2 separate regions of the Homo sapiens genome follow, and region 1 is linked to region 2. Evidence: chromatin loops called from intact Hi-C (ENCODE). Cell type or tissue: PC-3. All regions are shown on one strand. Links, peaks and the distances in the headings refer to the core of each region. The heading gives the core; the rest is flanking DNA.

Region 1 (15,802 bases), core at 3,680-11,679, 160 kb after region 2:
ACAACTGTCAACACTTTAAACTCATAAACCAAAGGAAGAAAATCCCAGGGCCAATGGGAAAAGGTCTCACTGCACCATAATAATCCATTTAATCTATCTTATTTATAATTATTTTACTTCTTTCCCTAGTTAGAGAGCAATACATATTTAATCTTAAAAATCTGGGAAATTCAGAACTACATAAAGGAGAAAATAAATATCAACCTTAATTACACCGCCCGAAGGTAATCACTGTCAATATGATGGAATGTTTATTTTCACTCTTATTTCTGTGTGTGTGTGGTGGTGGAGGTTTTTGTGTGGGTGAATGTTGCTTTTTATGAATTGTTATCATACATTTTACACAGCTTTGTATCTTACTACTTTTCACTTAACATTAACATTATATGAAGATCAATTTGTCTATATTTTAAAATATAAATTTTAACAATGGTAAAATATTGTACTATATGTAATTAACCATCCTCTTGCTGATTATAAATTTATGCCATTAAAGATGATACTGGCATGAGTATCACTGTATGTAATCTATATGCAAAATAATGATTATTTTCTCAGAAAAAATTCCAAGAAGTAAAACTACTGATTCAAATTATATAGACATATTCTATATAATTTTATAATGTTGCCAAATATCCTCTACAAAGGTAATCAATTTACATTTCCTATGTTACCTGAGAGTTTCACCCCATACTCACCCACAAAAAAAATCATATTTTTAAAAATATAATACGCAAAAAAGTCATCATTCCAATTTGCATTTATTTCAGTAATGTAATTTGCTTTTTCTTTATTTTTTTACTATTAGCTACTTGTTTTTCTTCCCTGTGAATTCCTTTTTGTATTATTTGGCCATTTTTCTATTTGGAAGTTAGCATTTTTACTCTCATTAACATAAAGGAACACTTCATATGGAGATATTTGCCCTTTATCAACACACATAATATAAGTATCTCTATAAAGAACTCTTACAACTCAACAATAAAAAGACAAATTACCCAATTAAACAAGAGGCAAAGGCTCTGAAAAGACAGTTTGCCAAAGAAGAGATGTAAATATCCAATCAGCACATGAAAATCTGCTCAACATCATTAGACATTAGGAAAATGAAAATCAAAACCATGATATACCACTTCATACTCGTTAGAATAGCAGGTATAATTTTTTTTTTAATTTGTAAGGAAAATAAAAAGCGTTGATAAAAGTGTGAAGAAATTGGAACCTCACACAGTGCTAATGGTGCAGCTACTGAGAAAAACAGTTCGGCAGTTCCTCAAATAGTTAAACATAGGATTACTATAGAACCCAGCAATTCTACTCCCAGATATAGAGTCAAGAGAATTAAAAGCACATGTCCAAACAAAACGTAGATACAAGTATTCATAGCAGCACTATTGATAATAGACAAAAAGTAAAACTGAGTCAAATAACCATCAAATAAAATGTGGTATATCCATACACTGAAATATTATTTGACCATACATAAAAGAAAATAAGCATAAATACATGTTGTAATATAGATGAGCCTTGAAAACATTATACTAAGTAAAAGAAACCAAGCACAAAAGATCACATTTGTATAGCTATATTTATATGAAAGGTCCAGAATAGACGAATACACAGTGACAGAAAACTAATAGATTAGAGGGTGCCAGGAGCTGGGGGAAAGCAGGAATCTGGAGTGACTACTAAGGGTTTTTTCTGGGATGATGAAAATGTTCTGGAGTTATATACTGGTAGTGATCGCACAACTCCATGAATAAAGTAAAAACCACTGAACTGTACACTTTAAAATGGTGAATTTTATTGCATGTCATTTATATCTCAATTTCTAAAAGACTTAAAACATTAAAAATGGAACATAAACATAAAAGTTAATACTCTATCATCAGCCCAGGAGTTTATAAGACCAGAAATTCCACTTTATGTATTTATCCTAATTTCAGCTTTGCTTGGTACAGCAAAAGACTAGCAGTAATTCAAATTCCTATCAATAAAAAATTGGGTAAATATATTATCACATAATATTATTAAATACTATGAAAGTATTTTTTAAATGATGCACTCCTTATATAATGAAATGCAAGGATTTCCAAGAAATATTAAGTGAAGAAAATAAGGTACAAAACAGTATGTAAAGTATGCTACCAGTTATATTAAAAATACACACACATCCTCATATATACTTGTATATGCAATATTTAAAGCGATAGCAACTAATAATTTTCTAGAATAATTGAAAGGATACCAAAAATAGATTAAACAACTTTTTATCAGTAGGTTTAAAAATTAAGATAAATCAACAACTTTCTGGAAAAATGTTATTAAAAAGATCTCAAAAGGAAATAGAAAGTTTGGATAACTATTTAAAAACTGAGTAACTAATAAAAATATACCCATAGAGAAGCTAGTTGTAGTACATAAAATCAACAAAGAATTGGTATTTATAATATATAAAGAACTTCTGCATGTCATTAAGAAAAAGGCAGACAACTCAAATGGACAAAAACTTGAGTAGGCACTTGGTATGGTTTGGATCTGTGTCCCACCCAAATCTTACGTTCAAGTATAATCCCCAATGTTGGAGGTGGGGCCTGGTGGAAGGTGTTTGAATCATGGAGGTGGATCCTTCATAAATGGTTTAGCACCATCACTTTGGTGCTGTTCTCCTCATAGAGTTCTCACGACACCTGGTTGTTTAAAAGTGTTATCACCTCCTTCCTCTCTCTCTTCCTCCTGCTAAAAGTGTAGAGCACATCCCTCCTCTCTCTCTTCCACCTGCCATGTAAGATGCACCTGCTTCCCCTTTGTCTTTTGCCATGATTCAAAGTTTCTTGAGGCCTCCCCAGAAGCCGTTATGCTTCCTGTACAGCCTATGGAACCATAAGCCAGTTAAACTTCTTTTCTTTATAAATTACCCAGTATTAGGTATTTCTTTATAGCATGTCGAGAAGCAATACATCACTTCACCAAAATTATACAAATAACCAATAAGTATATGAAAAAAGTGTTTAATGTGCTTAATCATCAAAGAAAGGCAAGTTAACAGCATACTACATGTTATTCAATATACCCACTAGAGTAGCTAAAATATAGTAGTTAAATACGAAGCCCAACAAGAATGTGCAGCAACCAGTACTCCAACACTGCTGGTAAGAATATAAATTAGTTCAACAACTTAACTGTTTGGCAACATCACTAAGCTAAATACATGCATAACTGATGACCCAATAATTCAACTCCTAGGTTGAAAGAAATGTGCAAATAAGTCCACCAAAATGTCCATAGCAGCCCTATTTACACTAGGCTAAAACTAGAAGGCATGCAAAACTCCATTATCAGTAGAATGGGCCAGGCATGGTGGCTCACGCCTGTAATCCCAGCACTTTGGGAGGTCGAGGCAGGCAGATCATGAAGTCAGGAGTTCGAGATCAGCCTGACTAACATGGTGAAACCCCACCTCAATTAAAAATACAAAAATTAGCTGGGCGTGGTGGCATGCACCTGTAATCCCAGCTGCCCAGGAGCCTGAGGCAGGAGAATTGTTTGAACGTGGGATGCGGAGGTTGCAGTGAGCTGAGATCTGCCATTGCACTCCAGCCTGGGCAACAGAGAGAGACACTGTCTCAAAAAAAAAAAAAAAAAAAAAAAAAAACACACACACACACAGTAGAATGGTAGAATGGATACATAAATATGTAATATGTTCTATTGTATGAATAATCACAAAATAGTATACTGCACAGCAAACAGAATGAACCACAACTACACAATACAACATGATGAATCTCACAAATACACTACAGAGTGAAAAAGGCCATATACCAAAAAAAAAGCATTCTGTATAATTTCATCTGTATACAGTTCAAAAACGAACCAAACCCCCCTAAAATACACAGTTTAGAAACTGGAGTAGGTGGTCACCCTCAGAAAAGGCAGTGGCTGAAAGGGCACACAGTGGGGGCTTCTGGGACATTGGTAATTTTTTGTTTCTTCATCTGGATTCTGGTTACATGAGATTGTTCAGTTTGTGAAAATTCATTGAGCTACAGCTACATTTATCATTTGTGCAATTTTCCCATAAATACATTATATTTCAATTTATAAATTATTTTTAAAAGCCCTCCTACTTAGAAACTCCATCAAGTATGGAGGATGTGGAAATAAGTTTTACCATATCTTCATGATGAGAAAATCCTATGTTATAAAAATTTTTCCAGAGAATAGAAAATGAAGAAAGCTGCTGAGCTTCTTCTATAATCTAGAAAGAAAAATCGGTACTACAAACAAAAACTACAAGGAATTCTTAAACAAAATAGTAACAAAAAAATCCACCAATATATTCTTTTTTTTTTTTTTTTTTTTTTTGAGACGGAGTCTTGCTGTGTTGCCCAGGCTGGAGTGCAGTGGCGCGATCTCAGCTCACTGCAACCTCCACCTCCCGGGTTCACGCCGTTCTCCTGCCTCAGCGTCCCGAGTAGCTGGGACTACAGGCACCCGCCACCACACCTGGCTAATTTCTTTTTGTATTTTTAGTAGAGACAGGGTTTCACCGTGTCAGCCAGGATGGTCTTGATCTCCAGACCTTGTGATCCGCCCACCTCGGCCTCCCAAAGTGCTGGGATTACAGCAATATATTCTTTTTAAATAACTAAGTATAGTTTATTTGGCAATGCAAGGATGATTTAACACTACAAAAGCCATTAACATAATCTACCACATTAATGGGATAAAAAAGCCATATGATTTATCTTAGTAGATATTAAAAATTACAAAATTTTACTGGCAAACTCAATCCAGCAGCACATCAAAAAGTTTATCCACCACAATCAAGTAGGCTTCATCCGTGGGATGCAAAGTTGGTTCAACATATGCAAATCAATAAATGTAATTCATCACATAAATAGAACTAGAAAAAAACCACGATTATCTCAACAGATGCAGAAAAGGCCTTCAATAAAATTCAACATCCTTTCATGTTTAAACTCTCAATAAACTAGGTATTGAAGAAACATACCTCAAAATAATAAAAGCCATGTATGACAAACCCACAGCCAATATCATACTGAATGGGCAAAAGCTGGAAGCATTCCCCTTGAAAACTGCCACAAGACAAGGATGCCCTCTCTCACCTTTCCTATTCAATGTAGTACTGGAAGTTCTGGCCAGGGAAACAGGCAAGAGAAAGAAATAAAGGATATTCGAATAGGAAGAGAGGAAGTCAAACTATCTTTGTTTGCAAATGGCATGATCCTATACCTAGAAAACACCATCCTCTCAACCCAAAAGCTTCTTACGCTGATAAGCAACTTCAGCAAAGTCTCAGGATATAAAAATCAATGTGCAAAAATTGCTAGTATTCCTATACACAAACAGGCAATCCAAGAGCCAAATCATGAATGAACTCCCATTCACAATTGCTACAAAGAAAATAAAATACCCAGGCTAACAAGGGAAGTGAAGGACCTCTTCAAGGAGAACTATAAAGCACTGCTCAAAGAAATCACAGATGACACAAACAAATGGAAACATATCCCATGCTCATGGATAGGAAGAATCAATATCATGTAAATGACCATACTGTCCAAAGCAATTTACAGATTCAATGCTGTTCCCGTTAAACTACCATTGACATCCTTCACAGAATTAGAAAACACTATTTAAAAATTCATATGGAACCAAAAAAGAGCCTGAATACCCAAGACAATCCTAAGCAAAAAGAACAAAGCTAGAGACATCACACTACCTGACTTCAAACTATATTATAAGGCAACAGTAACTAAAACAGCATGGTACTGGTACAAGAACAGACATATAGACCAATGGAACAGAATAGAGAACCCAGGAATAAGACCACACACCTATAACCATCTGATCTTCAAGAAATCTGACAAAAACAAGCAATGGGAAAAGGAGTCCCTATTTAATAGGTGGTGCTGGGAGAACTGGCTAGCCACATGCAGAAAATTGAAACTGGACTCCTTCCTTACACCATATACAAAAATCAACTCGAGATTAATTAAAGACTTAAATGTAAAACCCTGACTATAAAAACCCAAGAAGAAAATCTTGGCAATACCATTCAGCAGATAGGCACAGGCAAAGATTTCATGATGAAGATGCCAAAAGCAATTGCAACAAAAGCAAAACTTGACAAATGAGATCTAATTGAAGAGCTTCTGCACAGCAAAAGAAACTATCATCAAGCTGATTATAGTTTCTAACAGAATGGCAGAAAATTTTTGCAATATATCTGTCTGACAAAGGTCTAACATCCAGCATCTACAAGGAACTTAAACAAATTTACAAGGAAAAAAAAACATTAAAAAGTAGGCAAAGGACATGAACAGACACTTCTCAAAAGAAGATATACATGCAGCTAACAAATATATAACAAAAAGCTCCACATCATTGATCATTGGAGAAATGCAAATCAAAACCACAATGGCTCACATCAGTCAGAATGACTATTATTAAAAAGTCAAAAAACAACAGATGCTGGCAAGGTTGCAGAGAAAAAGGAACACTTTTACACTGTTGGTGGGAGTGTAAATTAGTTCAGCCATTGTAGAACACAGTATGGCGATTCCTCAAAGACCTAGAGGCAGAAATACCATTTGACCCAGCAATCCCATTACTGCTTATATACCCAAAGGAATATAAATCATTCTGTTATAAAGATACATACATACATATGATCACTGCACCACTATACACAATAGCAAAGACATGGAATCAACCTAAATGTCCATCAGTGATAGACTGGATTAAGAAAATGTGGTACGTATACACCATGGAATACTATGCAGCCATAAAAAAATTGAGACCATGTCCTTTGCAGGGACACGGATGGAACTGGAGGCCATTATCCTCGGCAAACTAATGTAGGAACAGAAAACCAAACGCCACATGTTCTCGCTTGTAAGTAGGAGCTGGATGATGAGAACACAGGGACACATGGAGGGGAACAATACATAGTGGGGCCTTGGATGGTGGGGGATGGGAAGAGGGAGAGCATCAGGAAGAATAGCTAACAGATGCTGGGCTTAATACCTAGGTAATGAGATGATCTATGCAGCAAACCACCATGGCATACATTTGCCTATGCAACAAACCTGCACATCCTGCACATGCACCCCTGAGCTTAAAAGTTGAAAATCAAATAAATAAATAAATAAATAAACTCCATTACCTTTTTGAGTCTCTACTGCCTTGTCCATTAAAAGAGGACCCTAATAAACTAGAAATTTCCAAAATAAAAAAGTATAAAATTTTACATTGATTCATCACTTAAGAAAAAAGCTTCCACCAATATAGCAAGAAAAATAAACTTTCTAAAATGAAAAATGATATATTGGAGTCTCCGGAAATCAGGAATAAGAAAAAATCCCACTATGACACTTCTATTCAAGAATAAAGAAGTATGAGGTTTGGAATAGAAGAAAAACTGCTACTGCATATATGATTCCATAGAAAATATACGATAGTTTGCAAGCCATTTTAATAAGCATGCAAAGCAGTTTTGCTGGACTTTAAATATAAAAATCAATTTTCTGATCCAAGAACTGATTGGATTACATAATAAAAACAGATCCCATTTTTTAAAAACTATTAAAAACCCATGAATAAATCTAACCAAATTATGATTTGTAAGATCTTTGAGGACAAAAGTCTATAATATTATAGAATACCTAAATAGAGAAATAAACCATTTTCATAAATGAAAAGATTCAATATTATAAATACATAAATTCTCCCCAATTTATGAATTCGATGTAATTCTAATAAAAACACAAGAGGATCTTTGGTGAGAACTTATCACAGAGAGGCAGAGAAACAGACTTCCAAATAATGGTTCTCAGAGACAGAGGATAAAGACTTTTTAAAAACTGAAATCCACATGGTCAAGGGTGATATCTGATTTTTGCTTTTCTCATTTCCGGTCTCATCATTTTCAGGGATAATAGCCCTTCTCCATGAGGCTTATTTTTTCCAAAACATTCCATAGCTTCAGAAAACAAACCAAACAATTACAGACCTAAAGGTCAGATAAAAGTTACCCACTGGAAAAGTGAAGTAAACTCAATCCAAGAAGCCAGCTGATTTTTAACAATGCAAAACACTAATAATTTAAAAGAGAAAAAAAATCTTAACAGGACATATTTTAACCTCAATGAAATAAAATACTTAAGTTTAGAATTCCCTAGTAAAAGATATGTAGAAAGTATATTAGTTATACACTTTATAAAACCCTTGACAGTATTTGTACTAAATGCGAACATACCAGAGTCTAAGAAAAGTCTTTATAGTACTGTCACATTATCAATCACTTGGAAAACCTAGGAAATCAATTTTTACAGGGCAAGAAAGAAAAATATGGAAGTTACCCAAAGAAGCAGATAACAGAGAAAAGCAATTCAGCAAATTCTTGGAAACTCGGGAATGAGCTCTGGAGTTTAATATTAATGAAATGATCGGCTTAGACTATCAACGTAAAGCAGTCTTGAATAGTGGTTAAGAAAAGATCAGCCCACAGGAATTTTCCACAGGCATTCCCAAATTTATTAGTCATGGCAATAAATAGGAATGGCCTAAGGAAGTATACTTTTACTATGGGGTTAGACTTTCTGTTTGTTCTTTTTTTCTTCATTTTTACATTCCTACTACTAGTTTTTTGTTGTCTTTTTGTTTGTTTGTTTGTTTTTAAGACCTAAATTGCTTTTCCTAAGGTTCTGGACTATGCTGACATTCATAAGTGTATTTACAGCCTTCCCCACGTTTTACACCTTTGAGCCCTTGCTCATTTAGTTCCTTAAAAGTAGAATGTCCTTGGAACCCATCTAACACATATCAAAACCCTACTCCACCTTCAAGGCACAATTTAAATATCATTTCCTCCCTGAAGATTTCTATAGTAATAATAAAAATTAACTGCTCCTCTATCCTATGTGTATTCTAACGGGAAATAAACCTAATACTTAATGAACCTCTATGATATGCCAAGTCAAGTGCTTTATAAAAGAATTTTAATTTAACCTTCTCAGAAGTCCTATAACGTACTATTATCTCCATTCTGCAGTTGGAAAACTAAAGATGTGAGAGGTTGCATAATACAATAGTAAGTCATGGAGTTGGGATTTAACCAAAGCCTATCTGATTTCAAAGTCTATGGCCTTTATATAATTTCATGCTGCCTTTATCACAAACTGACTTGGAATGTGTTGTTTATATACCAGTCCACTCTTGTAGGTCATGAGATCTTTGAAGACAAAGGCACTATCCCATTTGGGTTTTAATCCTCCTATGCTAGCACAGTGCCTAATATGTATCATATAGCACTCTAGTGCTGCCTGAAATCATGTGAAGAAATTAGTACAGCATTTATTTTCCTCATATAATGAGCTTCTATGTAGCCTCATGACCATAAAAAATAAGTACCTGGACTTCCAGCTATAACAGAATAACTAGTACCAGATCTGTCCTACTGTAAACACTGAAAAAACTGGAAAAATATACAAAAAAGTTACTGTCACACCTCAGACAAAAGTTAGTGTTAAGACTGTGATCCCTGAGAAAAGGAAAATGAACAAGGTCGCCCTGATGTCTGTCTGGAAGCACTTTCTGGAATGCACCACAAGGAATGATAACCCCAAGCAGAGTACAGAGGTCTTACTAAGTTAGGGTGACAGAGTTCAGAGTTTAAAGAGGAGGAAAGAGATGGACTCTTCAGGGCAGAGTGCTAAAGAGGAAGAGCTATGCAGAGAAGAGCTCAGGAAATCTACACAGGGTTCCCCTTGAGACTATGACTGAAAATTAAGCTGCACATACATAGAGTAAATTCCATAAGAACAAACAAAGTACCATGAATGTTAATCTAAATAATTCCCAGTACTCATATAAGACTGTGAGACATTTTGACAAGGTAAAGGAGAGAGACCTCATTGAATATCTAGAGCACTGCACAGAGACTCCAGAAGGGTTACATCCTAGTAGTAAGGCTGAACTAGCTCCAGAGTAGTGGTTCTTGATCCTTTTCCCATCTGCCCAGAGAATACTCACCAGTGGCACTTGCGGCTGCAGCGTTTACCCTGAGATAACTTTGCCATGTAATATCTCATTTTAATTATTACTTTCACATTGCTCTAGTATATCAACTTTGGAAACAAAATACATCATTCTATTTGTACCATTCTGTTTTTGGTAGTGATATATCCATTTACAAAATGTAGTAATTCTCAATCACCAAAAATGTCAAATCCTAGAAAACATAGCATTCCTACACATGATGTTAACACAGTTCTCAAACAGTTATTGGCTGAATCTAATTTTTCCGAAATAGACGATTCTGATGATTCAGGTGATTCTGATGTTAGTTCAGTTTAAAAATAACTCTAAGAACAGTTTTTATATTTTATTTCCACATTGAAAATCAGTCAGATTTGCTTCAGCCTCAAAGACCCATGTTTATGTAACGTTAAAAAAGCACTGGCAGTAAGCTGCACTTATATTTTCTAAAGGGGTAAAAGGTTAAAAGTTAAGAGTACATCACAATAACTTAGAGATGTATTAAAACACAGATTGCTAAGCATCACTCCAAGGTGACATTGATACTGTTGGTCCAGGTACCACACTTTGAGAGCCACTGCCCTAGAGTAAAAACAACTCTGGACAAACTCTAACAAGTGTCAAAAGGGTTGTACTGATCCACAATTCACTCAAACTACTTCCTAGAAGAAAGCTCAACATTCTTTACAGAAAGACAATAGAGTTCTGCATTCATCAGCATCACATTCACAATTTCCATATTACTATTAATAATGGGATTAATAGCAGATTTGGCACGAGAAAGATAATGAACTTGAAGCACACAATAATATCCACACTGAGGCACAGAAAGAAAAAAGACAAATAAAATTAGCAAAGATTCGCTGATCTGTGGAACAGTATTAACTGGTTGAACTTACATGTAAATACAGTACCATGGGTAGGCTGAGAGGGCAGGACAGTACGTGAAAAATTAATGGCCAAAAATTTACCATATTTGACAAAATATCAAAAAACAGGTAAAAGCATCTCAACAAATGACAAACAGCATAAATAGAAAGAAAACCATCTGTGTTCATTTTAAAGAACATTTTGATCACAGACAATAGGAAAAAGATGAGGTATAGAGAAGGGGTTGGAGGCAGCTAGAGGCCGAAAGACCAAAGTAAACTGTCATAATTTAGGACGTGACTGTGACTAAGACCTAAACTAAGGCAATAATGCATCACTCTCTCCTCCTTGATACTCTTCATTCACTTGGCTTCCAGAATACTATACTCTTGATTTCATCCCTTATCTCATTGGTTGCTTCTTCTCAGTCTCCTTTGTTGGTTCCCTCTTTTCCCCTACTTTGCCTGAATCCATATTTCTTAATGTTGAAATGCCCTGGGCTAAGTTCTTGTTCCTTTTCTCTGTCTATTCATTCTCTTGGGGATTGTATCTAGTTTTTTGTTTCAAATACTATGTATTTTCATACAACTCCCAAATTAACTTCCAATGAAATTCTGAACTCATATATCTGACTTCCTACTCAATAACTCCACTTAGATACCTAACATACATCTCAAAGTTAACAAGTCCTGTTCTTCCCCTCTAAACCTGTTCTACCCACAGCCTTCCTTCCCATCTAAGTTGATGTAAAATGCACTTACACAGGAAAAAACAAACAAACAAACGTAGATTTATCTTAACTCTTTCTCTTATATCCTACATCTAATCTATTAGAAACTCATGCTGGCTCTATCTTCCAAATTCTAGAATCCACAGCTCACTGCCTCCACTGTCACTGACCACTCTGTCTAAGCTACCTTCTCTTGATTGAAATATTCCAACAACCTCCTAGCTTGTCTAATTCATCCCTTGCTCATACAACCTAGTATCAACCAGCAGCCAGTGATCTCTTAAAAATATAAATTAGGTGTCTCTTCTCTGCCCAATGCATCCATCCATTCAGTGCCTCACAAAACCCCTACATAAGCAGACCATTGTTACCTCTAAGACCTCATTTCCCATGGCTCTTCCTCCTGCTCTCTCCACTTCAGATCTATTGGCTTCCTTGGAGTTCCTTGAACTCACCAAGCATGCTCTCATCTTGCAGCCTTTGCACTGACTGTTCTCTCTATCTGGCAAGCCTTTTTTCCAAATATTCTCATGGCTTACTTCCTTCAGGTTTTGCTGAGATTTCACCGTTATGGAACATCTTTTATTTATTTATTTATTTATTTATTTATTTATTTATTTATTATTGTTGTTATTTTTTGAGAAAGAATCTCACTCTGTCAACACAGGCTGGAGTGCAGTGTCATGATCTTGGCTCACTGCAGCCTCGACCTCCTGGTCTCAAATAATCTTCCTGCCTCGGGCTCCCACGTAGCTGGGACCAAAGGGGCACACCATTACACCCAGCTAATTTTTTAATTTTGTGTAGAGGCCGGGTCTCACTTTGTTCCCCAGGCTGGACTTGAGCTCCTGGGCTCAAGCGATCCTCCCACCTCGGCCTCCCAAAGTGCTGGGATTACAGGCATGAACCACTGCACCAAGCCTGGACCACCATTACCACCATTTTTAAAATTGCAACTCTCTCCCCACCTCCCACACTCCCAAACTCCCATCCCACCCTACTTTTTCTTTTTTCACAGAACTGACACCATCTGGAATACTATATAATTAAGTACTCCTTGAATGAATAAATTGTACCAGTAATGTAGAGAAGGCAGATTTTTTAAAAATGAAGAATATAGGCCGGGCGCGGTGGCTCATGCCTGTAATCCCAGCACATTGGGAGGCCAAGGCGGGCGGATCACGAGGTCAGGAGATCGAGTCCATCCTGGTTAACACGGTGAAACCTCGTCTCTACTAAAAATACAAAAAATTAGCCAGGCGTGGTGGCGGGCGCCTGTAGTCCCAGCTACTCGGAAGGCTGAGGCAGGAGAATGGCATGAACCCAGGAGGCGGAGCTTGCAGTGAGCTGAGATTGCGCCACTGCACTCCATCCAGCCTGGGTGACAGAGAGAGACTCCGTCTCAAAAGAAAAAAAAAAAAAAAGAATATAAAATCAGCAGGGCTTGGTCTCCAATAGTATTCAGAGGGGGGAAAAAAGCAGTATGGGTTGACATCCATATTTCTAACTTGGGATGGAAGGAGCAAGGATAAATGTGTGAGAAAAAGATCCTAAGTTCCCAGTTTTGGACATGTGGAGTAGATGACTTAGTTATATCCTATTGTGAGTGTGTTCTTTTTGTTGTTGTTGTTGTTGTTGTTGTTGTTGTTTTTGAGATGGAGTCTCGCTCTGTTGCCAGACTGGAGTAGTGGCGTGATCTCGGCTCACTGCAACCTCTGCCTCCCAGGTTCAAGCAATTCTCCTGTCTCAGCCTCCCGAGTAGCTGGGACTACAGGTGCGTGCCAACCACGCCCAGCTAATTTTTATATTTTTAATAGAGATGGGGCTTCACCATGTTGGCCAAGATGGTCTCGATCTCTTGACCTTATGATCTGCCCACCTCAGCCTCCCAAAGTGCTGGGATTACAGGTGTGAGCAACCATGCCCGGCCGAGTGTGTCTTATACTCCAAATCCTGAAGATCCCTTAATCTGCTAAGCAGTCTAGGTACCACATATAAATGGAATCATACATTATTAGTCTTTTTGTGACTGGCTTATTTCACTTAGCATAACATCCTCAAGGTCATCGTGTTGTATATGTGTCAGAATGTTTTTCCTTTTAAAAGCTGAATATTCAATTATATTTATACACCACATTTTGTTTATTCATTCATCTACTGATGACATTTGGGTTGCTTCCACCTTTTGGTTATTGTGTCTAACACTGCTATAAACATGAGTGTAGAAATATCTCTTCTATTTCTCTGCAATCTTGAGATGATTATGGGAAATGCTAGAGAAAATCATCAGTTGCAGATGGGAAGATTGATGAAAAGGAGCTAACATTTTGCCAAAGAATCCTAGAAAACCAGAGAAAGACAAATGGCAGCAGCAACAGTCTTAGACATGGTAAGATTTGAAGATCAATCAGTGGTGACCCCTCCCTGCCTTAAATCCTGCTTGAGCTTAGTCATACAAAGGAGCACTGATTTCTCATTTCATATTTCTAATTGTAAAACTAGATACTTCTAACTCACCCTACCTGGGCTTAAGAATTATTTATAAGGTACTGTTAAAAGGGTACACTCTTAATATGAAACATAGTAACCATCTTATATTAAAATAAGTTAAAGATAAAACTTGACCATGTAACCAGTGAATATGTTCAACTATTCATTTATCCTGCAGGCAATGTCTTTGTTGGCTTAATATTACAAAAGCTTTCTTTTTCAAGATCATTCTTGCCTACCTAGCAATGATGCACATTAAAATTAAAACCAGCTAAAAAATATTTATCTAAGAGAAAAAAATGGCTTTTTTTTCTTGAAAAAAACAGTGGTTAGTGTATATTTTTGGGCCCCTTAACAATATCTTATTTCTCCTTTCAAAAAGCAATATGGAAATTAACAACAGTCCAAAAAAGGAAAAGGAAGAAAATATAGAAAACTCTTAACAGTAAACAGAAACCTGAAAAAACAAATTCTACCTCAGCATTCAGTTTCAAAGCAATATTAATATTAAAGTACATAAAGGCATGATATTTTTATGGATACCTAATAGTTATAATACAGCTGTTATTATATATACTAACAGTTATATATTAAGTTATTAACATATAGTTGTTAGAATAGCTAGCATACAGCGTTAAAAATCAGTATTTTCCAGTGTTTCTTTTATACTTGTCTTTAGAGGTTACATCACAAAAAACAAAGTAATAATTGTTTACTAGAGAACCCTCATACACTGTTGACAGAATGTAAATTATTACCACCACTATGGAGAACAGTTTGGAGGGTCCTAAAACCACTAAAAATAGAGTTACAATATGATCTGGCAATCCCACTGCTAGGTATACATCCACAAAAAGGACATCAGTAAATCAAAGAGATATCTGCACTCCCATATTTATTGGAGACCTAGTCACAACAGCCGAGATTTGGAAGCACCCTAAGTGTCCATCAACACATGAATGGACAAAGAAAATGTGGTATATACACAAAACGGAGTAATATTCAGCCATAAAAAAGAATGAGATCCTGTCATTTGTGACAACATAAATGGAACTGGTGGTCATTATGTTAAGTGAAGTAAGCCAGACGCAGAAATACAAACTTCGCATGTTATCAGTTGTTTGTGGGAGCTAAAAATTAAAATAATTGAACTCATGGAAATAGAGAGTAGAATGATGGTGACCAGAGGCTGGGGAGTGTAGCGGGATGGAGGGAGGGTGGGATAGTTAGTGGCTACAAAAATATAATTAGATAGAATTAATAAAATATAGGGCTAAATAGCACAACAGGGTGAGTATAGTTTACAATAATTTTTTGTACATTTTAAAATAACTAAAAGATGGGGTATCCATACCCTCAAGCATGATTACCCTGATGTGATTATTACACATTGTGTATCTGTATCAAAATATCTCATGTACTCTATAAATATACAGAACTACTATGTACCAACAAAAATTAAAAATTAAAAAAATGTTTCTTGGATGATTAGAAGAAATGGAGCCTATTAACAGATTTTTAGGTAAATGGTCAGAGAAACTATAGTATATATCAACTTCCTAGTACCTAGCAGAGCGACCAGCACTTACCAGGTATCCGAAAAAATATTTATAAATTAATGAATGAGTAAAAAACAAATGAGTGAAC
Region 2 (15,802 bases), core at 3,873-11,872:
CACCAGGTTACCAGTACAAATCCAGTCCAGTCTTGGACTGACTAGAAGTTACTTTGATAAAATACTGTTTTGTTGGCTAGTGTGAAATAATGAGTCTGTTTCATGCCAGTTCTCACAAGACAAGAATTTACCTCACAAAAATAAATAGTACTTCTGACCCTAATAAAACTCTTTACCCAAGAGGAAAAAAAATGCATATGAATAAAGTGAATTTCTGCCTACCAGCCACTGTCTTCCCCATAAAAGCGGCCCCATTTTCACTGTTCCACCCAAATCAGTAACCTCTAGATGGCCATTATCTCTGTCTGGCAAAGCTTGCATGCCACTATGTAGTCCTATTTTTCTTCTGAGATGAACTATAGAGGTTTCCAGGTTTTTAAACATAATGTTAACTAGTACAAAGTTCCCAACAAGTTACTAATGGGACAAAAGAATAAATTTCATTTTAAAGTGATTTTAAAATCTCCATACAGAAGAACATCTGAAAGTACTTAAGAAATATACTTAAGTCCCTGTTGGTTGAAAGAAAAAAACAACCCTCCGTTTTACTCCATAAAGATTATTGAAAATACCATGCGATTAATGCTATTTATATGGCACTGAGTTCAACTCCAAAGGTAACACTTAACCACACTCTATTTACCAAGTTAATCTACCAGATTTGTTTACTTTGTCTGATTTACTAAGACAAATACGTGAGTGTCTAAAATGTTTTATCTGGCCCTGGGAAAGGAAAACTAAAGGAGTGTTGTGCTTTTATTAATAGATAAGTGCAAACAGGCCCATCCTATCAAATGAACAGCTAGGACCTTTGGCCACTGTTTACTGAAAATAAAATTAGGCTTGGCTGGCAGGTATTTATCAGATCTGAGAATAATTAACTACCCACATCTGGTACATGTTACTGAAAATGCTAGTGGGAACCATTACCTTTGGTAAGGGTTATTTTTCCTGAACAGCTAACATCCCCTCACAAACTATTGGAATGCACTCCCAAACACACTCAGAGCAACACCAAAAGCAGTTCCAAAGCTGTTTTCCCACTTCAACCCAACAGAAAAACAGTTTTAGAAATCTAAAAGAAATCACCAAAACATGGCTGGTTCCCACCACACTCCACAATGCTCACCAAGGGGATCACTAGCCCCAGAAAGCCCGCGGAGCTTTGCAAACACACAAGGGTCATTTTAACTTAACAATAACATTTTGCACTTTAAATCTTGTTTGTTTTTTAAGGACTTCAGGGAACTTCACCAATGTAGTATAAAATAAGTATAGTTTTCACAATTCAAAAGGAGAGCCTATGAGCCCACAGCTCCCATTATTAGACAGTTGAAAAGGCAATAATCAAATTCACGTACACTGTGCCTAGTTCATTTCTCTTCCATCCTAACAATTTCATTACCAGGTGATAGTCTTCATGATTTTATTAAAGGAAAGGAAATGCTCTAAGGCATTTATATAAATAAGGAATGCAAAGTAAATTGTTTTATATCATAGAAGTAAGAGACAGGAAATTTAAGGGCTCTGTAATTACTTTCCTGTGAAATTCTAAATAAGTCACTTGTTTAGTCAAGTGACCTGTCATCTCTGCTCTGTAAAATTGGGAATACCAAGCCCTATCACAAAGCAGTAAAGAGGAATAAACTGCTGATGGCACCAGGAAAATGTTTGTAAACAGATAAGAAATTTCAAATCTTCAAGAACATTTCTTCTCAAGAAAAATAGGACCATATTAATAATATATTAATTAACCCAGCACCATTTATTACAGTATTTTTTCAACTTTTTCATAAATAAATATTACTGTCCTTCCTAATGTGACAAAGGAACTTGCATTCTAACGAGTAAGAACTTGGGTGATTTGAAGATCAGAAACTGCCTTATTTCCAGGGAAACTGCAAATTGAATTCTATTAACAATGAATAGGTGACCTGTCTGTACACACATGCCTTACTAAAATATGCTAGGTGGGTGGCCATTAGGCACCTTAGTAGATGAGGATATGAATTAAGAAACAAGTGAGTCTAAGGATACAGAGCCAGTAAATAGGACTTGGGAAACAGAAGAAGGCAGGCGTTATAGCCAAGGAGGAAATTTAATATGGGAGCGGAAAGAGAGGCCAAAGAAAAATAGAAGAAATAGAAAAAGCAATGAGTATTCCTGAGATTAGGTAAAGAAGTGAGGCCAAAAAAATGGGCACGACAGGCATGAGCTGAAGGACCATCGGGGGATAGGAGAGATGGGAAGAAAGTCATCCATGTGAGATATCAAAGCAAGTCAGAATTATTCAGTTGAAATCAGAGGAATGTTCATTGATCTGGGTTGGGTCTGATAAGGTTAAAAAGAACCAGAGAAAGGAATGGACTTGTAATTCCATGCTGCATACAGTCATGAGAATTTGGAAAACAAGAAGAATTATTTGTATAAAACTGGCAAAACGAGAAAATGCTAAGCCTCAAATCTTCCGACTCCAACAATAAATTTGACTTGCTGGATTGTAAAAGATTTCTTATATGAAATCCATCTGTAGTATCACTCTACTCATTCAGCTCTTCTACTAGAATATTATCTGTGGTTTGACTACAGAAGCACAGCTTTCCCTGGATTCATTCAGATATGCACAATTCAGAAACGACTTGCAAGTCTCAAGGAGTCAGACAGTATAAACTATTTTCATGTCATTTAACAAGAAGGTTGATTTCTCTGAAGTGTCAAACCCAATAACTGCAGCTATAATACATTTAACGCATTCTTCTGCTTTCATTATTCTTTCACAAAGCACATGCTTACAGGAAGAAAATTTCTGTATGCTTTTTAGTACATTAAATCCCTTATTATCATCCAAAGTTTTAGAAATGCTTTGGCTCAGTTTTGTTTGTTTGTTTGTTTTGTTTTGTTTTGTTTTTTGAGACGGATTCTCGCTCTGTCATCCAGGCTGGAGTGCAGTGGCACAATCTTGGCTCACTGCAACCTCTGCCTCCTGGGTTCACACCATTCTCCTGCCTCAGCCTCCCGAGTAGCTGGGACTACAGGCGCCCGCCACCACACCCGGCTAATTTTTTGTATTTTTAGTCAAGACGGGGTTTCACCGTGTTAGCTAGGATGGTCTCGATCTCCTGACCTCATGATTCGCCTGCCTCCGCCTCCCAAAGTGCTAGTATTACTGGCGTGAGCCACTACGCCCGGCAGCTCGGATTTTAAAAAATAATTATTTCCCCTGGTATAGAAACTTCTATATGAAATATTAAAAGGCTTTTGAGATAAACTTATATATTTCCTTTAAAAGCATTCAGTATTCAATTTAAAATATCCCTAGATTTCTATTTTAAGAAAAAAATTATAGGACTTATTTTAGAATGAAAAATTATGTCTGGGAAGTTAGCTTAAACTTGCATAAAACAAATATTTTAAAAAGGAATTTACGTTCTATTGCAATTTACTCACTAACCAAGATAATTCAATATTCTAAAGTTAGCTTCTATGGAAATTAAAGGAAGTTTCCCTGAATTAAGAGACAACTTAATTATACCTACATGTATGAATTATTTCAATCCTGCTCTCTATTACTTATTTCTCTCAAAACTGATGTTAATAGTAACAGCCGAGAAATTGAACCTAAAAAGCAGGGTTTCTTAACCTTACCACTACTGACATTTTAGGCTGGGTAATTCTTTGTTGTGAGGAATTGTTCTGTGCACTACAGGAGGTATAGGCATCCTAGCCTCTATACAGTAGCACCACACTCACCTCTGTGCACAGTTGTGACAATAAAAAAATGTCTCCAGAAATTACCAAATTTCCTCTGGGGGCAAAATCCCTCCTTTTTGAAGAATACTGCTGTAAAGTGATGGCAACCATCATGGTTTCACATTAAGGAGAAGGAGGAAGAAGCATGATGTTCTAGGGATACAAGGTGTGGAGAAAAGAGATGGGCTTTAGATTTAGGCAGATTTGGGTCAAAGTTAAGATCCTATCACTCATTAGCTATGCAGCCTCGTGAAAATTCACTTAATTAATCCTCAACTTCCTCATAAATGAAGTGAGAATAGTAACATTTTAGTTGACATTTGTCTTTCCCTGTCCAGAATCCCTTTTGGGGGGAAAAGACTTAAAAAGTCGTCTCTTCCTTTAGAGGAAACAGATCTCTTCTACTCTCAATCCAGTCCCTGACCCAGGGTTGAACACATGAACCAGGTTCAGCCAGTGATTTAATTGCATTCGCCAGGCCTTAATGCCTAGTGCAGGGATGTGCATGTGACCTATGCTGGGCCAATTATACTCAATTCTGAGACTCTGGCTCAAGCAATCAGGAAAGATTCATTCCCTTTCTACTAAGGTTGCTAAGCTAGTAGAGTATACACCTGGTGCTACTACACAGGAAAAACCTGAATAATAATAAAGCCAACCCAGTAGAAAACACGAGAGAGAAAGCCCTGACAAAATGATGTGTAATACCTGAAGTCAGATCTACTCCTTAGATTTTTCAATTGTGTTAGCTAGTGAATTCTCTTTTAACTTAAGTCAGTGTGAGTTGGTTTTAGCCTATAAAGTGCCTATCTCAAACAGGTGTTGAGAGGACCAAGTAAAATGAAAATAATAGGCCTATAAAGAGCTTCCTTCCCTTGAGTCCCAATTTATAGAAATCAAAACAAACACAACGATATAAGAGCCTAAAACACAATACTGTGAAGGATCAAACAAAAGAACTCACGTCTTGGCTTTGAGCTCTTTTCAATAAACTGCTAGACATTCCAAGAGAGTTTCAATTCATGGAGCCAAAAATGACTATGTAATTACCATGCAATGTTACCAACAATCAAGCCAATGAAAAGCACTTGCAGATTCTGGTTTGTTTGCCACCATTGTTTGTAAGTGGCCAATAGTATGGGTTTGCTTATAAAGGTTCCATAGGTTGATTTTATTTTATTGCCAGAAGGCTGAAAAAGGGATTTAGTAGATTAAAGCAAAAATAATAGGATTGGGACTAGGGTGAATCAAGCAAGGCACCCACTTCAAATGCAAAATTTTAGGAGCTACTAAAAAACTCAGTAGTCAAGATATAATATTTAATGCAATATTTTAAAAAATCAAAATTAATCCCACAAATCCATAGTGAAGAAAATATCAGAATTTTAAATAAAGACAGGATCAGTGTCATTGGTCTTTCATTTTGCCTCAGGCTCCAATATGACTTGGCAGGGCATTGCAAAACAGAGTAAGATTTCTAAGTTGTAAGAAGCAGAGACATATTTGGTGTTCACAAATAGCATCAAAGACCTGACTGCACTTGAGTGGCAACCTATTAAGAACTCTGAATTGAAAGCTAGGGAACTCAGGTTCAAGTTCCAGCTCTGCCATACTAAGGTATGTAACACTGAGCAAATTACCTGGCCTTTCTAATTTTAGGTTCTGGCATAAATAAATGGAAAGATCTATACCAGATGATTATTAAGATCTTTCTTAGCTCTAAAGTTATATGATTCCTTTGTAAAATGGATTTCTTTTGATGTCTAAAAACAAATCACAGTGAGTATGTTACATTTCCCAGCATTTGCGTCATCTGGGAGCTCATGAAATAGCAAGCTTTAACCATGAAGTCTGTCAGTGAAAATAACCCAGGTTGAGGGTGATTTTTTTTTTTAATAATAGGAGTGTTCTCACATGTTTCAAATGCCGTTTGATTGTAAGTTCCTACAATGGGGAAGTCGGCAGTTTTCTGTTGTGGGTATAGGGTAGCAGGTTGATCTGTGTCTCTAAAAATTGAAATAATTCACATGGCTACCCAATGACAAGCCCATTGAAGCATAAAGTAATTGGGTTAATAAGTGACTGCTTATAATTCCCAAAAATAGGAAAATGAAAATCTAAAATTGACAACAAAGCACATGACAAACATCTGGAACGGGAGTAAGAAAAAAGTGTAATATATTAACGCTAAAGAAATGGCATAATATGTTAAAAGTAGTAAATGGTTAGAAAGCATTGGAAATAGAATGTAAAAACTGAGTATGAAAAACTAAAATGTCTGTGTTCAGGGTCCAAGCATATACTTTGTCTTTTTTTTTTTTTTTTGAGATGGAGTTTTGCTCTGTCACCCAGGCTGGAGCACAGTGGTGCGATCTCAGCTCACTGCAACCTCCACCTCCCAGGTTCAAGTGATTCTTCTGCCTCAGCCTCCCGAGTAGCTGGGATTACAGGCACACGCCATCGTGGCTGGCTAATTTTTGTATTTTTAGTAGAGACAGGGTTTCACCATGTTGGTCAGGCTTGTCTCGAACTCCTGACCTCATGATCCGCCCACCGCAGCCTCCCAAAGTGCTGGGATTACAGGCGTGAGCCACCGTGACCAGCCTCAATAGCATTTTTAAAAGAACCTTGCAAATGAAAATGAGCTATTTTTTTAATCAATTTTTTAAATTTTAACTTTTTAATACAAAATTTCAAAGACAAGGTAGACATGATAGTATTCATGATAACCCCCCTAAACAGACACACCCATTACCAGCTTTAATAATTGTCAACTCATGGCTGATGTTATTACATCTACACCCCCATCAATTTCCCCTATTCTCATAAAGGGCTACTCATTTTAAGCCCCAAAACAAACCTTTTGGGAGCATTAGTTTCCCTGTTTATACAATGAAGGCAATTATATTAACCTTCTCACCTACAATAAAAGTTGCAAAAAAAAAATAACCAAATCTTTGAGGCTCTTCTAACACTTACTTTGGTGTCTGCTTGTAAGAAATAAAAAGATAGAAAACAGAATCAACTTTTGTTTAAATAAGTCTTTCTTCTAGGCAGTTCAAAGTGCTTTGGGAGAATTTATCTTTCATTCTCCCAGCACCTCTATGTGGCCAATGAAAGTATTATTATTCACCTTCAGCAGATATAGAAATTAAAGGAAAAGGAAATTATTCAGGCCGGATCAAATGAAGAATCGACAGGAGAGGCAAAAATAAATCCAGGTTTTCTGACTTCCCGTGTTCTTTCATTACGATATGCCACTTTTACTCCTATTATAATACATGTGGTTGAAACAACTGTTTTCCCTAAATGAAATGGACTTATCCTCTATCAAAAATTTTATACATTTAAAAGTGCTATATAGAGCAGTGTTATACAACATTTAGGTGTTAAAGTATATTAACTGACTGACGTTAAAGTTCACTTTGTAGATTCACATAAGGCCACTCTTTAGTTGGTTCAGCTTACCTAAAGAAGACAGCAAAAAGTAAAGGAAGGAAATTAAACACATCTGTGGTTCACTAGAATTGAACAATTACAGTTCGGCATTTCATAGGTTTGAAATCTAAACCATTTACTTGGCAGATGCAAAAATTACTTCAGTGTTACACTGAAGAATTATACCATTTGGGTCCAGTCCATAGTGCCACAGGCATGGATGATGCAACTTCCAACTAAGTTACAGAGTATTTTTACAGCACTTACCAACTCATTATAACTTCATATATTTAAGACATTTTCCTTCCGATTCATACAATGGTTCCTGTTCATTGAGTTTAGTCAAGGCAGGTTGGGATGGTGGCTTGGGATGGGAGAAGAAAAAAAAAGGCTGTGTGAAGGGTGTGGTGAGAATAGTCTGCCACAAGCTAGGTCTCCCTGAATGTGGCCTATTATTCATTTTATGGGATAAATCAGGGCAAAAGCTCTTTCTCTTTCCATAGTCTCAATAATAGCCAGCTGTGGCTTGAGCAATGTCTTCTAGGATTATCACAGCAGAGATCACAGCTTCCTAAACACTCAGATGAATAGTTTAAAAATTTATATTAGAAGGGGATTCTTCTCCAATGATTTCTGACTTTGAAAATAATACTAATGGCCACGAGCTACCCAATGCCTGACTCCTATGGTTTTCTGACAAACTACATATAAATAAACAAACAAACCAAATAAATAAAAACAAATAGGTTTAAGTCATATTTCTTAAAAAAATAATAGTTTGTTATTGCCATTATTATTGTTTTTATTCAGGATGTAGAGCTCATCTGGATTGCTGCTTCTGAAATAAGACAGAAAACAGAATTACAATATAATAGAAAGGACAGTGAACTGGTAGTTAAGCAACCTAGGTTCTTCTATCTGCACTAACCAGCTCTGCTGGACAAGGCTGATATACTGCAGGACAGAAGTTTTCTGTCAAAAGAAATCCATGTTCCAAATGACTTCTCAGACTATTTTAGTTCTGAAATTCTTACACTACCTAATTCCATACCTTTTATTTTATTACTTCTATATAGTATCCCCATCTTTCACAATGCCATCCCTTTCATATAACATGCTTAAGTATGTTAATCAAATCTCTGTTGATTAGCTTATAGAAAACCTGTTTAAATCCAAAGCAAAGAAAAAGAAGCCCTTGTATTAAGTGAACTTTTAATAGCACTCTTTTATGGGTGTAAGTTAATATGAATAATAATATTTTCTAGTTCTCCAAATCCCCAAAGTAAGTCCCTTTTGCTTATTTTGTTTTTGAGATAGGCTCTTGCTCTGTCAACTAGGCTGGAGTGCAGTGGTGTAATCATGGTTCACTGCTGACTCAACCACCCAGGCTCAAGCAGTCTTCCCACCTCAGTCTCCCAGGTAGCTTGGACCACAGGTGCATGCCACCACACCTGGCTAATTTTTGTATTTTTTGTAGAGACAGCGTTTCACCATGTTGCCCAGGCTGGTCTCGAACTCCTGAGCTCAAGCATCTGCCTACTTCAGCCTCCCAAAATGCTAGGATTATAGGCATGAGGCACCATGCCTGGCTGTGAGTCCTTTTTAAATGGATGATATCCTCTTTAAATCAAAGAGATGCTATGGAACCAGGTGACCCATAATACCAAACAAAGGTTTACACTTTTATGTAAAAAAGTTCAAAATTCTGCCAAAAGAAAAAAAATTTACCAAGGTTTCCATTTTCAAACTTTCAAGAATAGCATTGGGTGTATTATCATTAATAAAAGGATAATAAAATCATAATTCATTATAGTTCAAACATTTTATCTTTTCCTAAATATTTCATGAATAAATATCACAGTGTACATGACCCCATTAGAATGAAGTTAAATACGAATAAACATAGAAATTTTTTAAAAACTGAGCCTTCTGGGCATACTGCATGCACAGCTTAATTCCAAACTAAGACCCAAGAATAGCAAGATATGCTACTGTCAGTTTCATAAAGGCAGAGAGAGAGAGAGAGAGAGAGAGAGAGAGAGAGAGAGAGAAATTTTCTAAGGTGCTTTCTTGACTTAAAAAGGGATTCCCCTAAAAGCTGGTAAGTAGATAAAGGAGAAACCAACCTTCCACACAAAAAGGCATAAAAAACTAGGAATAACAATGTTATAGCAAAATATTTTGGAATTTTAAAACTTGAAATACAAAGCCTTTCCCTGTGGAGATGAACTTCCATTCTGCAAGGACTCTGTCAACATTATCAACCTCAAACACTTGGCGCATGCACACACAAAAAAAGTGATGACATAGCAAATTGTCTGGAAACAAACAAATAAACAAAACTAGTATTCTCTCTCCCTGGAACCAGTGCTGCTCTGACAGAGCAGGCAAAGCAACCAGCATGTCAGGACTTCATTTTACAGTCTGTTTAATTGTTCTATTCCAATTCAACAGTCTGAGCCCCTCTTCAAAGTGCAAGACAGAAGAAACAAAAAGATCTTCCAAGATATTATCTAGTTCTTACTTCACTAGCTTCTATTGAAGAAACTCTAAATGCTAATTAGCCACATAAACTGGGCAGATGAACACCACGTCTCTATGTGTTACTAATCTTACACATAGACAGAGGAGGGTCTCTTTCTGCTCTGAGGGCCTCATCAATCAGAAATTCTTCACACTTGCTGAAAACTGCAAAAACCTTTGTATATTGCATCCTGGATTCACATTTGCATTCTAGCTACTGCTCTTTACCCATGAACTTTTCTACTTTTCAAACTGACTATTTATAAAAGGATAAAGCAGTAGCAGTAACTACCCTATCGCAATCTAGTTGAATTTTGCAACCATTTATTGACTTGGTTGCCATTATAGGAACCATAAGAAGAGGCTTTTCTGTATTTTTTGTGCTTCTTCTCTTGCCAAAAATCACTTGGTTCCCCAGTGAAGCCCAAATAACAAAGCAAAATAAGTAAAAACAAAAATCTCACACCTATTTTACCTCTATAAAGAAATATAGGCCGGGCGCGGTGGCTCATGCCTGTAATCTCAGCACTTTGGGAGGCCGAGGCGGGTGGATCATGAGATCAAGAGATCGAGACCATCCTGGCCAACATGGTGAAACCCCGTCTCTACTAAAAAATACAAAAAATTAGCTGGGCATGGTGGCGGGCACCTGTAGTCCCAGCTACTTGGGAGGCTGAGGCAGGAGAATGGCGTGAACCCGGGAGGCGGAGCTTGCAGTGAGCTGAGATCACGCCACTGCACTCCAGCCTGGGCAATAGAGCGAGACTCCACCTCAAAAAAAAAAAAAAGAAATATAATACTATACTATGATACCAACCCAGCTCCCCTTGCGTAATTTCCTTTTATATAACATGTTCAACAAAACTTACCATTCTAGTAGCTTGTACATGTCTTTCCCCCCAAAATTCAGTAATCTACCCATTGATATGGTCAACAATGGTACAAAAAATTGTGTTATGCAAATGTTTATGAAGAATATGAGTGGGAGGAAGACTAGATAATGGTAATTCTCAGATTAATTCTCTTTCCTAACTCTCTATAATGAAATGTCATGGATCTTTCAGTTAGAGATTCCCTGTTTTGTGATTGGTCATTTCTAGAACTACCAATGAAAACTTAAAGGAAGATCTCTGAGCACTTTTGCTTTTGACAAAGATTAAGTAACAGGGACCAGATTTACCCTACCACCTAAAACAACCAACAATACTTTTCAAGAAACAAAACAAACAGAACAATGTCTTTTCAAGACACTGGACATCTGGTAAGAGATGAGGGAAAAAAAAAAAAAAGGAAAGTTCTACAATTTCCTCAGGCCATTACCTTAAGAGAATTTCTAGGTTGTGTTGCATGAAGAGGGAACACAGGTGGAATCCAACAGGCTCCCTGAAGTGAGGAGAAGGAGCTGAAAATTCAGAGAAAAGAAGACAGCTAAAGTTCACAGAAGAGATCTTAGAGAGTCTCCCTCAAATATTCATCAGAGTACTGATTAGTGCATGCATGTAAGGAAACTGCCTGAGGCTAGAGAAAGAATGCTCTGAGAGGAGTAGAGGGTAGAGTGCCTGGCACTCATACAGGACCAAGAATAATGCCTATTTTTACGAATAAGAATGGAAAACTTCATAATGCATGAAGCATTGGATAGAATACTCAGACGGGTCTTGCCTTGATGGTGGGGAATGATTAGCTTTAAATTAAATAGTTCTGCCAAAACAAATCCTGAAAGCAAGATCCAAAAGGATGTGTTTCCAAGTAACTTAACTGCATCCCAAAACAAAGTTTAAAATTTATAGGAATACAAATATCTTGCACCCAAAAAGGTGAAATTCACAATGTCTGGTATCTAATCAAAGATAACCAGGCATGCAAAACAAGCAAGAAAATACAACTCACAGTGAGGAGAAAAATCAACCAATTGAAATTAACTCAGAACTGACACAGATACTAGAGTTAGCAGACAAGGTGCTTTGTATAGTTAAAATAAGAAGACGATTAAAATACGACTCATGAATCACATGGCTTATTGACAAAGAGATTCTTTTCTCCCCCACAATGCTTAAACAGGTGGAGAATAATGAGAACAAATCTCTTAGGGAATACACTCAATAAATGAGATACACTAACCTCATAGTGTGTGAGTTTCCATTTCATTTAGAGTCTAATTATTAAAGTCTATTTGCCCAATTAGGGTGGAAGTAGGCCGCCATGAATACAAAGTCTAGTCAAAGTTTGAGGCATAAAACTATGCATCTGACAAATGTCTAATATCCGGCATATATAAGAAATGTAAATGAATTTACAAGAAAAAAACAACCCCATTAAAAAGGACATGAATAGACACTTTTCAAAAAAAGACATATATATGGCCAACGAGCATATGAAAAAAGCTCAATATCACTGATCATTAGAGAAATGCAAATCAAAACCACAATGAGATAATATCTCACACAAGTCAGAATGGCTATTATTATAAAGTCAAAAACTAACAGATGCTAGAGAGGTTGAGGAGAACAGGAAACACTTATACACTGCTGGTGGGAATGCAAATTAGTTCAACCATTGTGGAAAGCAGTGTGAAAATTCCTCAAAGAGCTAAAAATAGCACTACCATTCAGTAAATCAATGTGTACAAAGGAAAGATCACTGGAAAGGATAACCACTGGATAATTCAAATTTATTTATTATATTTATTTCTTATTATCAAAATATATTTTACAGATAATTGACTAAAACAAAATCGAGTGTGGGATTTATAACTAATGTATATTTAAATGTATGACAAGTACTGTAAGACTATTGTTAAGGTTCTTATACTATACGTAAAGTGGCACAGTAACACTTAAAGATATTGACCCAGCAATACTACTACTGGGTATATACCCAAAGGAATATAAATCATTCTACCATAAAGACATAGCACATGTATGTTCATTGCAGCACTATTCATAATAGCAAGGACATGGAATCAACCTAAATGCCCATAAATGGCAGACTGGAAAAAGAAAATGTGATATATATACACTATGGAATACTACACAGCCATAAAAAGGAATGAAATCATGTCTTTTGTGGGACCATGGATGGAGCTGGAGGCCATTATCCTTAGTGAACTAACACAGAAAAAGAAAATCAAATCACATGTTCTCACTTATCAGTAGGAGCTAAATGATGAAAACTGATGGACACAAAGAGGAGAACAACAGACACTGGAGCCTACTTGAAGGAAGAGAGTGGGAGGAGGGAGGAGCTAAAAAAAAAAAAAAGATTGGGTACTAAGCTTAGTACCTAGGTAATGAAATAATCTGTACAACCAACCCTGTGATACGAATTTCCCTATATAACAAAACTGCACATGTACCCCTGAACCTAATAAAAAAGTTAAAACAATTACCAATTTGTTAAGTTAAAAAAGCAAAAACAAACAAAAAACAACATCTGAGGCGTATCTTTTTACAAGAGATTCTAGGGAGTGATGATTTGACCAACACAATGGGGATCCACAACAACATGAAAAGTCCCTCAACACTAGCAAGTGGTGCTGATGTTGGCTGGCCAGGCTCAAAAGAATAACTCAAAGGCTAACAGAGAGTAGCCCTGCCACAGCCTACATTCTCAACGTATCTGTCAAAATCTTGGGTTTATATGTGTTTTAGAGTCCAGTAGTTGAGGACATATATGAGTTCATATATGTGGTCTGATAAGGTGTGATATAACATTTCCATGGGGAGGAAGATTACACTCTGTGTTCTTACCACAGCAAAACTTTTATCATTCATGCAGCAAATTATGTGTCTGGAATCATTTCAAAGCTACATAACACGAGAACATTAAAATAGTCTTTATGGCTGGGCATGGTGGTTCACGCCTGCAATCCCAGCACTTTGGGAGGCCAAGGTGGGCAGATCACCTGAGGTCTGGAGTTCGAAACCAGCCTGACCAAATGGAGAAACCCCGTCTCTAGTAAAAATACAAAAAATTAGCCAGGCATGGTGGCGCATGCCTGTAATCCCAGCTACTCAGGAGGCTGGGGCAGGAGAATCACTTGAACCCAGGAGGCGGAGGTTGTGGTGAGCCAAGATCATGCCATTGCACTCCAGCCTGGGCAACAAGAGTGAAACTCCATCTCAAAAAAAAAAAAAAAAAAAAAAAAAAAAAAAAAAAAAGTCTTTATAACTATAGTCCATGTTTGAAAAGTCAATAGAAATACTAAAAATACCCAAATCAAATTTCTAGTGGTAAACACTACAATGTCTGAGGTGACAAATACACTGGATAGAATTAATGGTAGATTAAACATTGCAAAAGAGATGATTAGAGAACTTGAAGGCATAACAATAGAAACTATGCAAACTGAAACACACACACACACACACAAAAAACCAAGAAAAATGAATGGAGCTGTGGGACATTAGTGAGCTGTGGGACAATTTCAGTTAGCTTTATATATGTGTAGTAAGAGACCCCAAAGATGAGAAGGTAGAGAGAGAAGAAAAATATTTGAAAACATAGTGGCCAAGATTTTTCCAAATTTGATGAAAATGCTAAACAAACATATCAAAAAAAGCTCAAGAAAACCCCAAGCATAAAAAGCAAAGAAAAGGACACAAAGGCACATCACAATCAATTTCTCAAAATCGAAGAGAAAAGAAAATCTCAAAAACAACAAGATTAAAAAAATTATATATATATGCAGAGGAACAAAGATAAGGATAAGCACAGTTTCTAGTCAGAAACAATAAAAGTCAAAATACAATAAAGCAATAACTACAAAAAGCTAAAAGAAAAAAATCTATCAATCTAGAATTCTATACCCAACAAAGATATCTTTCAAAAACAAAGGTAAAATAAAGACCTCTCAGATAAACAAAAGCTAAAATAATTCATCACAAGGAGACCTACACCACAAGACCTGATAGAGAAAATTCTTCAGGTAAATCTCATTCAGTAAATCAGTCTATACAAAGGAAAGATCACAGGAAATGGTAACCACTGGGTAATATATATTTATTAAATTTATTTTCTTATTATCAAAATATATTTTACAGATAATTGACTAAAATAAAACTCAGTGTGGGATTTATAACTAAAGTATATTTATGTGTAAGTAAAATGTATGACAACTACTTTAAGACTATCGTAAGGTTCTTATACTGTATGTAAAGTGGTATAATATCACTTCAAGATAGACTGTGATAAGTTAAAGATATATACTGTCAAATCCTATGGCCATCACTAAAATAACTACACAAGGAGTTACAGCTAATAGAACAATAGTAGAGGTAAATGGAATCATAAAAACACAAATCCAAAAACAAATAAGATATAAGGTTAATGTACATAAGTCAATTGCTTAGTTATATACTAGCAATGAGCAATTGGAATTTGAAATTAAAAACACAATACCATTTAGACTAGCATCAACAAAAGGGAAATACTTAGGTATAAACCAAACAAAATATGTACAAGACCTATGTAAGAAAATTATAAAACTTTCATGAAAGAAATCAAAGAAGATCTAAATAAGTGGAGAAATATTCTATGTTCATGGATAAGAAGACTCAATATTGTTAAGAAGTCAGTTCTTCCCAACTTAATCCATAAATTTGGTGCAATCTCAATCAAAATCCAAACAAGTTACTTTATGGATATGGACAAATTCTAAAGTTTATCTAGAAAGGAAACAAACTAATAGCCAACATAATACTGACAAAGAAAAACAAAGTTGGAGAAATAAAAGTCTTCAGGCTGGGCACGGTGGCTGATGCCAGTAATCCCAACACTTTGTGAGGCCAAGGTGGGTGGATCACCTGAGTCAGGAGTTTGAGACTAGCCTGACCAACATGGTGAAACCCTGTCTCTTGTTAAAAATACAAAATTAGCTGGGCGTGGTGGCGCATACCTGTAATCCCAACTACTTGGGAGGCTGAGGCAGGAGAATTGCTTGAACCTGGGAGGTGGAGGTTGCAGTGAGCTGAGATTGCACCATTGCACTCCAGCATGGATAACAAGAGTGAAACTCTGTCTCAAAAAAAAAAAAAGTCTTCAACTTCAAGACTTACTATAAAGCTACAGTAATCTGACAGGCATGGTGGCA

Evidence for each region. Hi-C counts contacts between places; a loop is a spot of excess contacts. Peaks named below come from ENCODE experiments on the same cell type or tissue, not always from the same donor. Only the 100,000 strongest peaks of a DNase experiment are listed, where the experiment ranks them.
Region 1: a loop joins it to region 2, with 2.0 times the contacts of the local background. A loop is called at or near these places in 2 of 110 quality-filtered maps.

The regions. Positions count from the first base shown.
Region 1 is chr14:67,992,899-68,008,700 of GRCh38, reverse strand. All of the region lies in intron 7 of RAD51B (RAD51 paralog B), which reads right to left. Among named protein-coding and RNA genes, the nearest start is that of RAD51B, 180 kb to the right of the region's middle. In PC-3, for the core only: no CTCF peak of the experiment used is centred there; a DNase peak (open chromatin) is centred at 8,530; H3K4me3 peaks cover 1,048 bases; H3K27ac peaks cover 1,421 bases.
Region 2 is chr14:68,149,893-68,165,694 of GRCh38, reverse strand. All of the region lies in intron 7 of RAD51B (RAD51 paralog B), which reads right to left. The region is part of intron 2 of LOC105370546 (a long non-coding RNA gene); the gene reads left to right. It also overlaps the pseudogene RN7SL706P. Among named protein-coding and RNA genes, the nearest start is that of RAD51B, 340 kb to the right of the region's middle. In PC-3, for the core only: no CTCF peak of the experiment used is centred there; no DNase peak of the experiment used is centred there; H3K27ac peaks cover 1,836 bases.